3 separate regions of the Homo sapiens genome follow, and all the other regions are linked to region 2. The links are chromatin contacts, found by Hi-C in ENCODE. All regions are on one chromosome and are shown on one strand. Each heading gives the region's core, a stretch centred on a gene start or an enhancer-like site at or near the end of the contact. The rest is flanking DNA. Distances are from core to core; before and after follow the strand shown.

Region 1 (3,661 bases), core at 519-3,018, 940 kb after region 2:
GGGGCGCGAGGCGGAGGTGTGGAGGCTTTGGGGCACGCAGAGGGGACTGAGGGTGTGGGCTCAGGGCCGCGGTGCGGTCTTGGGGCTTAAAGTGCAGACTTAGGGTGAGGAGTGCGGGCTTAGGATGGGGGCTTGGGATGTACGGCGGAGGCTTGGGATGTACGGCGGAGGCTTGGGATGTACGGTGGAGGCTTGGAGAGGTGGGGCACACATTTGGGGTGCGACATAGAGGCTTAGGATGGGGCTTGGGATACGGGCTGGGGGCTCGTGGTGCAGGTTGGAGACCTGGGTGGGAGCTCTCAGTGCAGGCTGGAGGCGTGGGTCGGGGGGTCGCGGTGCAGGCTGGAGGCTTGGAGTGCAGAGTTGGGGATGCAGACTTGGGGTACAGGGCAGAGCTCGGGGCGGGCACGCACCTTGTGGCAGGCTGGGCAAGTGGGCAGCGCGCCGCCCGGCCCGGGCGCGCCCTTGCCGCCGTGGCCCCCGCCGCCGTTCAGGCTGCTCTGGATCTGCGTGAGCTCCTGGCGCAGCACCTGCTTCTGGTGGAAGCTGAAGGCCGGGTGGTTGGAGGCCATGGTGAACAGCAGCAGGAACTCATCGCCCGTGCGGCCCTCGTTAAGCTGCAGCCCGTAGTTGTGGATGATGGAGTCGATGTGCGTGAGCGTGCGGTAGAGCACGCCCGCCGCCTCGCGCTGCTCCGAGCCCAGCAGCGCCAGCGACACCAGCAGCTTGCTGCGCACCACCTCGTCCGTCAGGTTGGTGAGGCTGCCCAGGTCGGCCGGGTTGTTGGCCTTGATCTCCGAGTCGCGCAGCGAGTGGTAGTCCTTGCGGGCCAGGTCCTCCAGGCACGAGCCGAGGAAGCGAAGCTCGAGCGGGATGCACAGGTCCAGCAGGCCGCACAGGAACTCCACGCGCTGCGGCGACGGCAGCTCCGAGAACCAGCGGTACACGCCGTCCCTCTGCAGCGGGCAGCGCTTCTCCACCATGCTGCCGCCCGCGCCGCGCCGCGACCCGGGGCCGGGGACCGCGCGGGGGCGGCCGGGGGGCGCCGGGGGCCGCGGCCGGGGCGCGCCGGGACCGGGGACGCGCGGGCCGGGGCCGGGTCCGGGCGAGGGCGCGCGGGCGCCGCGGGCCGGGCGGGCGCCGGGGCGGGGGCGGGGACCGGGGCCGGGCAAGGCTCCCGTCAGGGGCCGGCGGGCGGGCGCGCGCGGGGCGCCGGGGGGGCCCGGGGCGGCCGGGGCGGCCGGGGGCGGCGAGCGGCCTCGGGCCCCCCGCTCACGGGGAGGCGCCTTCCCCGCGCCCGTGCCCAGCGGCGGCCGGTGCGCGGCGGCGGCGGCGGCTGCTCCTCGTCGTCGTCGTCGTCGTCGCCCGGGAGGCGGCCGCCCCCATCTCCCCCCGCGCCGCAGGGTCTGTCACTGCGGGCCGCCCCCCGACGGAGCCGCCCCGGCCATGCCGTCGCCGCCGCCCGCGCCTCCGCCCAGGCCGGCCGTTACCCCGGGCCGCGGGCGCGGCGTCGCCGCCTGGGGAGCGCTGGGGGCCGCGGCCGCGAAACGGACGCTGGAGGGGGAGGGACGCGCGGCGGGAGGCGCGGAGGGATCCGGCCGGGACTTGCCGGCCTTGCTGCTCCCGCGCGGCGGACGGATCCGGGCCCGAGCGCGGCGGCGGCGGCGACGGCGACGGCGACGGCGACGGCGACGGCGGAGGAGGCGCCGGCCGAGGAGCGGAGGGATCGTCGCGCTCGCGGCTGACGGGCGGCCGGGATCAGCAGAAGTGGGCGGGGTGGCCGCCTCTCGCGACAGCCCGGGCCTGCCGGGCCCGTCCCCCCCCCACTGATTGGCTCAGGCGGCCCGTTCTCGGCCCGTGATTGTGCCGGGTCCCCAATCCCATTCGCCCGTTCCGCGGCCACGCCTCCCTGGGGGCTGTCGATCATGTTGGGGCCACCGCCTCCCGTCCCTCGGCGGCCGTCAAGACGCGATTGGTCCGCGGAATCGGAGAGGCGGAAAACCCGGGCTGGATTTCTGGTTGCTTTTGTTCCCGCAAATTTGCGTGGAGCATTGTTTTTCGGCGAAAACGGGGCGTTCGGCCTTCCTGCTTTATTTTTGAGCGGTGTAAGAGGGAGGTAGTGGGTATCTTCGAGAAACGGCCGCCGCGGGGTCCGGAGCCCCGGGTTCCAATCCCGGGTCGGCCACTGCAAAGCTGTGTGACCTTGGGCGAGTCACTTGGCCTCTCTGAGCCCCAGGCGCCTCCCCGGGAAAAAGAGGGTAATAATAACCGCCCCCGAGGTTTGTGCGAAGGTGTTGAGCTCACAGAGGGCCGGCACCGGCACTTTTGAGGCGGCTGACTTGCCCTGGGGGTGTGATGGGAGGTGCAAGCTTTCTCCAAAAGCCTCGTCCAAATGGAGCCTTTAAATCCGCCTTCTTTCCGCGGCTACTTCACCAGCTCGCCAAACGCAGAAAATGCAAACACAGGGGAGGGGGCAAGGGAGCTGACCTGGCTGGAAGTAAACAGAAACGCCACCCTCCCCTGGCACTTGCATTGGCACCGGATTGCAGGTGGGGGAAGGGCCGGTGCACCCAACCACCTTTAAATCCCACCACTTACACACAGGCATAGAAGTAGAGCCGCGGGGGCTGGACGCTCATTCCTCCCCTGCCCTTCCCCTAGAGCGCTGCTTTGAATGTCTGTTGATCTAGAACGGGGTCTGTTCATTCATGGGTTCCAGGTCCCAAGCGCCCGGGGGCAGCTGAGAGCAAAGCTGGCGCCCTCCCTACCCTGTGGAGCTTACACTCTGGTTCTGGGCAGTGCACACTAGAGATTGGTTAAATCAATGAATGAACTTTTTCAGGATATGGTCCAAGGTGCTGAAAACTTCCTAACAAAACTCTTCAGCCGAATCTGGCACGCCTGTGGTTCCAGCTACTGGGTAGACCGAGGCAGGAGGATCGCTTGAGGCCAAGAGTTTAAGACCAACCTGGGCAACATGGTGAGACCCCCCCTCCCCGCCCCAGTCGCTCCAAAACAAACAAACCCCACATTCTCCAGTCTTAGGTCTTCGAGGATGAACAGAGATTGCAGAAAGGCATGGTTGGGAACAAAAAAAATTGCTCTCCACTCCCCCAGCCCCCTCCACACCTTGGGCACATTTCCCTGGAGCTGCCCCAGTGTTCTTTGTCAGTGTAGGAAGAAGCAAAAATCTAAATGGAGTCAGGATGGCCTCCCACATGGGCACAAGGGCAAGGCTGGGGACAGTTGGGTCTCCTCATCTTATTTCCCAGGTCTAGGCTGATTTCTATTAATAATTAAATTAATCGTCGTTGTCCTGGACCTCACTTCTTAATGTGATTCCAGGGAACTGGCCACATTCCAAAATTCATAATCTAAGGTAGTGAAAGAACGTGAACATCAAGACAGTTTGGCTGGGCTCAGAGGCTCACATCTGTAATCCCAGTACTTTGGGAGGCCGAGGGTAGATCCCTTGAGCCCAGGAGTTCGAGACCAGCCTGGGCAACATGGCGAAATCCCATCTCTACAAAAACTACAAAAATTAGCCAGATGTGGTGGCATGTGCCTGTAGTCCCAGGTACTTGGGAGACTGCAGTGGAAGGATTGCCCGAGCCCGGGAAAGGGAGGTTGCGGTGAATGGGGATCCCGCCACTGCACTCCA
Region 2 (3,928 bases), core at 4-2,503:
CAGATAAGAGATTAAAAGCAGGCTGCCTGAACCAGCAGCAACAACCCTCTCCAATCCCCTTCCACATTGTGGAAGGTTTGTTCTTTGCAATAAATCTTGCTGCTGCTCATTCTTTGAGTCCACCCTGCCTTTGTGAGCTGCAACACTCTCTGCTAAGGTCTGCAGCTTCACTCCTGAAGCCAGCAAAGACCGTGAACCCACCAGAAGGAAGAAACTCTGAACACATCCAAACATCAGAAGGAACAAACTCCAGACACGCTGCCTTTAAAAACTGTAACACTCACTGCGAGGCTTCATTCTTGAAGTCAGTGAGACCAAGAACCCACCAATTCTGGACACAACCTCACCTAGAGACAACCAAACCACCCTGCACAGAGACGCAAGAGGCCCCAGGTGAAGAGTAAATGACGTCTCTAAATGCTAAGGACGCCCTGGCCAAATGGCTTTGATTTCACACCACTGCTCACTGCTCGCCACATTCTCATCCACCATGACGCAGTAAGAGAATTTTATTACTAGTGTTATTCATTTAAGAATATTTTGTTTTCCTTTTCTGGACTCCAGAAATATGTCAGTACCTTAAAGTTGGGTATCCTGTGATGAACAGGTCGGGGAAAGTCAGCTAAATTTTGTGATTCCATGTAGCCCCAAATTTGTTCACGTATGTCCTGTTTGGAGACACCTACTGCAACAAAAGATTCCCACTTAATAACATACAAAGGAATTCCAGAGCCCATGCTGAAACCGCTTAACAGTAGTTAAGCGACCCCCGCGTGTAGGTCAAACCGGCTTCCGATCCTGTTCCTGAGCCTCAGTTTCCCCGACCTCAAGGGGCCCACGGGCTCCCCCACGTGCACGGCAGGTGTCCCTCCCGCCTCGTCTTCTCGTTATCTTTATTTTTCCTGACATCTTTCTCGGGATTCCGGGCGAGAGAGCCGCTGGTTCGACCCGAACCCAGCACAGACCCCCTCTGACCTCCTCGGCCGCTTCCGGTGATTCTGCCCCATCCTCTGCCAGCCCCGGTGGCCCCGCCTCGACCCTCACCGGTCCCGGCTGTCCCTCCCCATTCCCAGCCGCCCCGGAGCCCCGCCAGGCCCCCCACCTGCCCTCGGCTCCATGGTGATGCAGTCGCTGTGCGACGCTTCCCGGCGCAGGTTCTGGCGCGTAGTGACGTCACCCGCTCCGCGCCTGCGCGATGGTAGGAGGGGCGGAGGCTGAGCGGGCGAGGCCCAGGCGCGCATGCTCGGGCGGGTAAAATCCGCGCCGGGGACAGTCAGGGATGCTCCCAGGCCCTTCGCTCTTGCTTTCAGCTAGTCATTGTCGAGCGCCGCCCGTGACAGGCGTTTTGCCAAGCCCTGGAGTTACTGAAGTGAACAAGTCCCTGGTCTCTCGGGACCCATTGCCGGTTGAAACACATCCCGCCTCCTCTTCCAGTCCTAGAGGCCGCCTCCTCCGGAAAGCCGGCCTTGATTGCTCCTCATGTAGGACGCGGTTCCCTCCTCTGAGATCCTGCAGACTCTCAGGTGCTCACACGTGGGTGTGCAGCGGATTCAGCCGGCAGCTCTTTAAAGCGGCAGGCAGATGGAAATTCGAGGCCAGCCCAGCCCCGGCGACTGCGCTGCGGACGGCCAGAGGCCATCCTTTGAGAAACACCCGTGGATTCTTACCCTGACCTCTGCATACCCTGAGAAAGAACGAACGTGGCAGCCTGCGTCTGCTTGTCTATGTCTTTCATGTTTGCTAACCTAAGGGTCGAGAAGCGGCTCGAGGAGACCAGGCTGCACAGACCGTCACGTCCATTCCCTCTCTGGCCCCAGCCCCGCGGGAAGAAAACGAGGGCGTTCAGCCTGGCAGTTCATTCACTTATTAGGAAGAAGACATCCCACACCCCCACCCAGCACACACACAGATGTCAGGGACCAGCCACTAGGAACCACTCCCTGAGCGAATGAAGGCATCCCCGTAGCCACGTGCCTGGTACATCACAAGCACTCAAAACGTGGCTGCCACCTTTCGAAATTGCATGCCCAAAACTTTATGAGATCCTCACAACACACTTGGGAAACAGACAAAAGAGTTTGAATGCCCGCCTACTTAACAGATACAGAAAATGGTGTTCCGTGTACAAGCGACTTACTCATGTCTGCTGGTAACTCATAATGTGCCGTTTGACCTCCTTAGGACATAATTAATAATGGTAATTAACAGTGCTACGATATGCCAGGCATTGAGCTTAGCGCCTTAAAAGTCATAGCTAACTATGTTTCACAGCAAACCCTCAGAGGCAAATGTGACCCGCCTCCTACGCAGGAGGCAACAGAGGCTCAGACATGTTAAAGAAGCTTGGCCTGAGTCTCCCAGCAGAGAAAGGGCAGAGCGTGTAGCCCTGACAACGTGCTTAATTGCAACTCCTGTGGGTCCCATCACAACTCTCTCTTCCTATGTGGTGTCCGCAACATTAATACATAGAGACACCGAGGAGCCTCAGTTCTGCTTGTGGGCGGGCCTGTCTTTCACCAGGCTGGCAAAAGCAGTGCAAACATCATTTTGGAGGTGATAAAATAAAATCTCTCACAGAGGTTGGATGTCCTTTCCGCCTTTCATGGAAGCACAGTAGATCTGCAGAGTGTTTTATGCAAGTAGACTTGGTGCCAGTAGTGGAAGTGTGTGCAGGATTCTGTTACCCAGCTGTGCTCAAAACAGAGCCCAAGTCTCTCCGATGGTCAGCCTGGCACGGCCCCCAGATGGTAACGAGACGCCAGGGACAATCTGCCAGTGGCAATTTTAGAAAGCAGGTGGTGCTAGGAAGGGCATTCTCTTCAGTTCCATGTTTTCAAGTTAGAAGTGCCTCAGAGCATTTACCCCCAGCTCCTTGAGGGGGTGAGGCAGAGGATCACTTGAGCCCAGGAGTTTGAGGCTGCAGTGAACTATAATGGCACCACTGTACTCCACTTGGGCGACACAGCCAGAACTCCTCTTTGAAAAACATAATAATAAATAAAAATAATAAATAGTAGTAATAAGAGACCCCTTAGAAAAAATCAACTGGCTCTTTTATGAAAGGAAGATGCTTTCAGAATGAATAGCTAATGCATGTGGGGTTTAATACCTAGGTGATGGGTTGACAGGAGCAGCAAACCACCATGGCACACATTTACTACCTATGTAACAAACCTGCACATCCTGCACATGTATCCTGGAACTTAAAATAAAATTTTAAAAAAAGAAGATGCTATTGAACCTTAACTCAAATACTTAAAACTCAATCATATGTGTAAATTTGCATTTGGGCACTTCAGGATTTTTTTTTGTTTTGGTAGATTTTATCATTTAGAAAAGTTTTGGTTTGGCCAAGAGTGGTGGTTCACACCTGTAATCCCAGCACTTTGGGAGGCTGAGGTGGGCAGATCAATTGAGGTCAGGAGTTTGTGACCAGCCTGGACAACATGGTGAAATCCCATCTCTACTAAAAATACAAAAAATTAGCTGGGGGTGGTGGCTCGCGCCTGTAATCCCAGCTACTCAGGAGGCTGAGGCAGGAGAATCACTTGAACCCAAGAGGCAGAGGTTACAGTGAGCCAAGATTACGCCACTGCACTCCAACCTGAGCGACAGAGCGAGACTGTTTCAAAGTAAAGAAAAAAGAAAAGTTTTACTTCACAGCAAAATTGAGCAGAAAGTACAGAGAGTTCCCATATACAACCCCTGCGGCTGCATTTATACACAGCCTCCCCCACTATCAACATCCTGCTGTGGAATGGTACATTTGTTACAATGAACTTACACTGATACATTGTTATCATCCAACAGCCATGGTTTACATTAGAGCTCAGGCTTTCTGTATGTTCTGGGGTTTTGACAAATGCATAATGGCATGTGCCCATCCCTGGAGTATCAGGCAGAATATTTTTACTGCCCTACAGATCCT
Region 3 (4,278 bases), core at 1,779-4,278, 910 kb after region 2:
AAAAAAAAAGAATGGGGATGTCAATAATTACATCCTGAAGAAAAAGCACTGAAGGGTCCATCCCTTAAGATTCACAGGGTGTGCAGGGCACAGGTTCCTAGGCTGGACTGTCTGGGGACAAAGGAAGCGGCACTCCACGGCAGGCCTTTCTCCTGGGATGGCATGGGGGAAGGAAGAGGAGGAGCCCTTTCTACAGCGGAGGGACTCCCTGCAATTCCGACGCCAAGTGTCCGCTCTGGGGTTGGAGCATCGCGGCATCACCAGGATGAGGGTGCGGTGAAGACGCTCAACCAAGAGCCACAGACCCTCCCAAGAGCAGTGGATAAGACAAAGACTGTTGCGACCTCAGGGGGTTGCTACGAGGGTCAAGTGGGGACAGGAGCCCTCGCAGGGCTGCAGTAAGGAGTTACTGTCTCCATACCATACCGTGCTCATTACATCAACAGAGGCTGCAGCTGCTGGGGAAATGGGTCCTTCCTGAGTTAGGATCTAAATCAGAGACAGGTGGCTCTCGATGGCGTTGTCAGAACGGGACTTTAGAAACAAAGCAGTTATGAAGCCTGTGGAAGGCACGAAGCGCCGTGCCAGGGACGGGGACGGTGCGGGGCGGTTGGGGGAGAGCGCACAGGGTGAGCGAGTGCGGCTCTGGGCCTCACGTGGCGCACCTGCTAGGAGACAAACATCTTTGTAAATAACACAGGGAGAATAGAGGCCAGCAGATGCGGACACAGCCGGCCTCGGTACCTCTATGCCATGGGGGCTCAGGACCAGTGACCCCACTGGAAAGCGCCACCCTGGTCTCTGTCTCCCCACTACTGACGATTCTGCAAACCACACAAGCATTTATTTTACCGGGTATGCATTATCTGGTCCATCTAGTCCTACAAACCACCTTACTCTCCCCTCCCCAAAGCCTCCACTACTATGGCATGGTTACCAACTTTGCAGCTGATCATAACACGGCAGAGGCTGGCGTGCAGAGCCACAGGGGCTCAGGCCGCGCCTCACTACCCACGCTGAGCTGTCCACGTGTACGTTAAAGAAAAATAAAGACTCAGGTAGCCAGTCACATTAGCCATGTTTCAAGTGCGCGGAAGGCACGTGTGGCTGCTGACAACCAACTCAGTGCAGGTGGAAAACACTCCGTCACCACAGAGAGCGCTTCAGGACAACACCGCTCTAGTGGTTAAGGATGATTTCCATGTGGGGTGGGGAGGAGGGTGTAAAACTTATTCCTCCCACCCTTTTTTTTTTTTTGAGATGTAATCTCACTCTGTCACCCAGACTGGAGGGCAGTGGCACGATCTCGGCTCACTGCAACCTCCACCTCCTGGGTTCAAGCAATTCTCCTGCCTCAGCCTCTCAAGTAGCTGGGATTACAAGCGTGCACCACCAGGCCTGGCTAATTTTTTTTTTTTTTTCAGACGGAGTTTTGCTCTTGTTGCCCAGGCTGGAGTGCAATGGCGTGATCTTGGCTTACCACGACCTCCGCCTCCTGGGTTCAAGCGATTCTCCTGCCTCAGCCTCCCGAGTAGCTGGGATTACAGATGCCCGCCACCACGCCCAGCTAATTTTGTATTTTTAGTAGAGATGGGGTTTCTTCATGTTGGTCAGGCTGGTCTCAAACTCCCAACCTCAGGTGATCCGCCCACCTCAGTCTCCCAAAGTGCTGGGATTACAGGTGTGAGAAACCACGTCTGGACTTCTCCTTAAAAAACATCAATAATTGAGATTTTTACAGCCAAAGCATATTCATGTATTGCTTATAGAATTTAGAAAAATACACATAAGATTGGCATTTATGAAAGATCTGAAAGCATTTAACAATGCCCTCACGGGGATCTGGGGTGTGCCCATCCTCCGTCCGTCAGACGTCCTCCTGAAACCCGTGCGTGCACTCACCTTTGCTGTGTTTTCCTAAGGGCCTCTTGGGCAGCGACTCCTCCGTGGAATGTGCTGATGTGTGCAGGGCATTCTCCAAACTATTACTGACACTGCTGACAGGGGCCTCAGTTCTTGGAGTGATCTGAGGGAACAGAAACAGAATCATCTTATTTTCTCCCACGGAGTTAATAGGGGACAATTTTATTTGTTAATTAAGTCTTTCATAATTACCTTGGTTTCCATTTTTCTACAAAACATGTATTATTATAATAATAAGCCTTCCCCAAGAAAGATGAAAATTTCACCTACTACTCTCCACTGAAAGTGCAAAAGAGCTCAGATAACTTGAGTCAAACACGGGCGCTTACGTCTTGTGGCTGGGGTTCATCGGGTGCACAGAAACTATGGTAGCCAAAGAGGCCGGGCACGGTGGCTCACGCCTGTTATCCCAGCACTTTAGGAGGCTGACGCAGGTGGATCTCTTGAGCCCAGGAGTTCAAGACCAGCCTGGCCAACATGGTGAAACCCCATCTCTATTAAAAATACAAAAATTAGCCAGGCGTGATGGCAAGTGCCTATAGTCCCAGCTACTCGGGAGGCTGACGTGGGAGGATCACTTGAACCCAGGAGGCAGGGGCTGCAGTGAGCCAAGATGGTGACACTACACTCCAGCCTGGGCAACAGAGTAAGGCTCTATCTCCAAGAAAAAAAAAAGGAACTATGTTAGCCAAGGTGGCATGAATTATATATTTTTATTTGAGGCAAACTTTTATTTTCATATTTCTTCAAATCAAATAGCTCCCTATAAAACGAATTACACAGCAGGACTTAACATTCTCCTTCTATAAATCTTAAATCATAAAATGCTTTAAAAACAACAGCAAAGAACAGAATACAACTCGGTCTATTTGGGGTACAGTTTGAAAAAGCATATCCTAAAATTACATCCCAATTCCATTTCTAGGAATTCACCATACCAAGTACTCACACGTGAGAAAATGACCTGATGGGGTGTGCCCACTGCAGGAGTGTCTGTGACAGGGAAAGCGGGGCACACCCTCAGTCCCCATCGACAGAGACCTGCTAAGCACAGACAGTGTACCTGCAGGTGACGGCCGCCCCCAAGCTGTGGGTGGGGGAGGCCCTCCTGACCACCAGTGCTCCCAACACACAACAAGCGCAGAAACAAGCCACGGGCTAGCCAGGCTCGTCCCACCCCTCCTGCTTCCTGGGTTCAGTGATGGTGTGAATGTGGAATAAGCCGGAAGGGGCCCAGAGGGGCGAGAGGAGGGGGGTAGCAATAACCTTCATTCCCTCCCCATCAGTATTTTAAAATTTCACAGCCAAAACACATTTATAACTTATAGGATTTAGAAGAATAAAAATGGCCAATGCTGTAACTTCTTTACAGTCTCAATGTATTTCAAAATTTCGGAGGATATGAGAGGCGTAAGATTTTAAAGTTCATCAAAAGAGCTGATAAGCAATGCTGCATTCACAGTATGGGAAAGTACATGGCACAAGCAGCCTGGAAAATGGCCTGACCTCTCCAGCCTCCACTTGTTCTTTCATCTCATACCTGGACGGTAGGTGGCAGTTGACCAAAACATCCCCTAAGTTCACTCACAAGCACAGATCCCAGCACTCGCTCTGCAGAGGGCTGGCCAGGTAGGCGTGGCCTCGACCTCAGACAGGATGAAAGTGGAGGCGGAAGCTGGAGTTGGGAGGAAAGGGTGGAGACTGCTGCCACTCCGGCAGGACCAGCACCTGCTGTATTCCACAGACAGCAAGCCACAGGGGCCACACCCAAGTCCATAGCGAGATCCTCTGATCCCAGCTCTGTCAATGCCCCTGCCCCCCAGCAAGAAGCCCTCCTGGGCTGTTCATGCAGGGAGAGGGACTAACAGATCCCACGCGGCTCAACAGATGCCTTCCAAGAAAAGCAACTTGTCACAGGGCTACATAATTGGGAAGTTTATGTAACTCGAGAAAATAAGGCCGGGCGCAGCAGCTCATGGCTATAATCCCAGCACTTTGGGAGGCTGAGGCAGGAGGACTGCTTGAAACTATGAGTTTGTTACTGGCCTGGGTAACAGCGAGACCCTGTCTCTATTTAAATTTCTAAAAAAGTAAAAAAAAAAAAAAAAGTCCTAGCCATGCAGCAACTCCTCCAGAAAGTCAATTCTTTGGATAACTTAATAACATGTTATCAAGAAAATAAAATTTTTTGAATTTCTTATATTTGTAATTTAAATTGGGTGATTTCCTTCCGATTTAACAAAGTCTCTTTCATTATTCTATGGTTAGAGAACCCAGAAATGAACTCCTTTCCCACTAAACAAGATAATAGAACCGATACAAGTACGATACAAATCTTACACAAGGAGATTTTTA

Evidence for each region. A loop is a pair of places that touch in the nucleus more often than their neighbours do. Pooled maps may share reads with other maps.
Region 1: a map of CD8-positive, alpha-beta T cell shows a loop between it and region 2 (7-fold over the local background). The contact joins the promoter of ZCCHC14 here to the promoter of FLJ30679 in region 2. A Hi-C loop is called at or near these places in 1 of 168 maps with a recorded cell type or tissue (CD8-positive, alpha-beta T cell), 1 of 37 single-sample maps with no recorded cell type and 8 of 50 pooled maps.
Region 3: a pooled map shows a loop between it and region 2 (4-fold over the local background). The contact joins the enhancer-like site here to the promoter of FLJ30679 in region 2. A Hi-C loop is called at or near these places in 5 of 50 pooled maps.

The regions. Positions count from the first base shown.
Region 1 is chr16:87,491,256-87,494,916 of GRCh38, forward strand. It overlaps ZCCHC14 (zinc finger CCHC-type containing 14), which reads right to left and starts at 1,769. Exons shown (of 13, transcript NM_015144.3): 1 at 414-1,769. The coding sequence starts at 983. It overlaps ZCCHC14-DT (ZCCHC14 divergent transcript), which reads left to right and starts at 2,932. Exons shown (of 4, transcript NR_110943.1): 1 at 2,932-2,980. RefSeq lists a silencer at 1,708-1,887.
Region 2 is chr16:86,554,067-86,557,994 of GRCh38, forward strand. It overlaps FLJ30679 (a long non-coding RNA gene), which reads left to right and starts at 1,254. Exons shown (of 1, transcript NR_026674.1): 1 at 1,254-3,233. It overlaps MTHFSD (methenyltetrahydrofolate synthetase domain containing), which reads right to left and starts at 1,169. Exons shown (of 8, transcript NM_001159377.2): 1 at 1,103-1,169; 2 at 579-685. The coding sequence starts at 1,118. RefSeq lists enhancers at 1-103, 1,072-1,121, 1,162-1,451 and a silencer at 1,026-1,239.
Region 3 is chr16:87,458,106-87,462,383 of GRCh38, forward strand. It overlaps ZCCHC14 (zinc finger CCHC-type containing 14), which reads right to left. Exons shown (of 13, transcript NM_015144.3): 2 at 1,903-2,026. Among named protein-coding and RNA genes, the nearest start is that of ZCCHC14, 33 kb to the right of the region's middle. RefSeq lists an enhancer at 1-267. Within about 2 kb of position 3,029, at least 23 of the 41 ENCODE cell types and tissues checked have a DNase peak (open chromatin) inside an H3K27ac peak, as active enhancers do.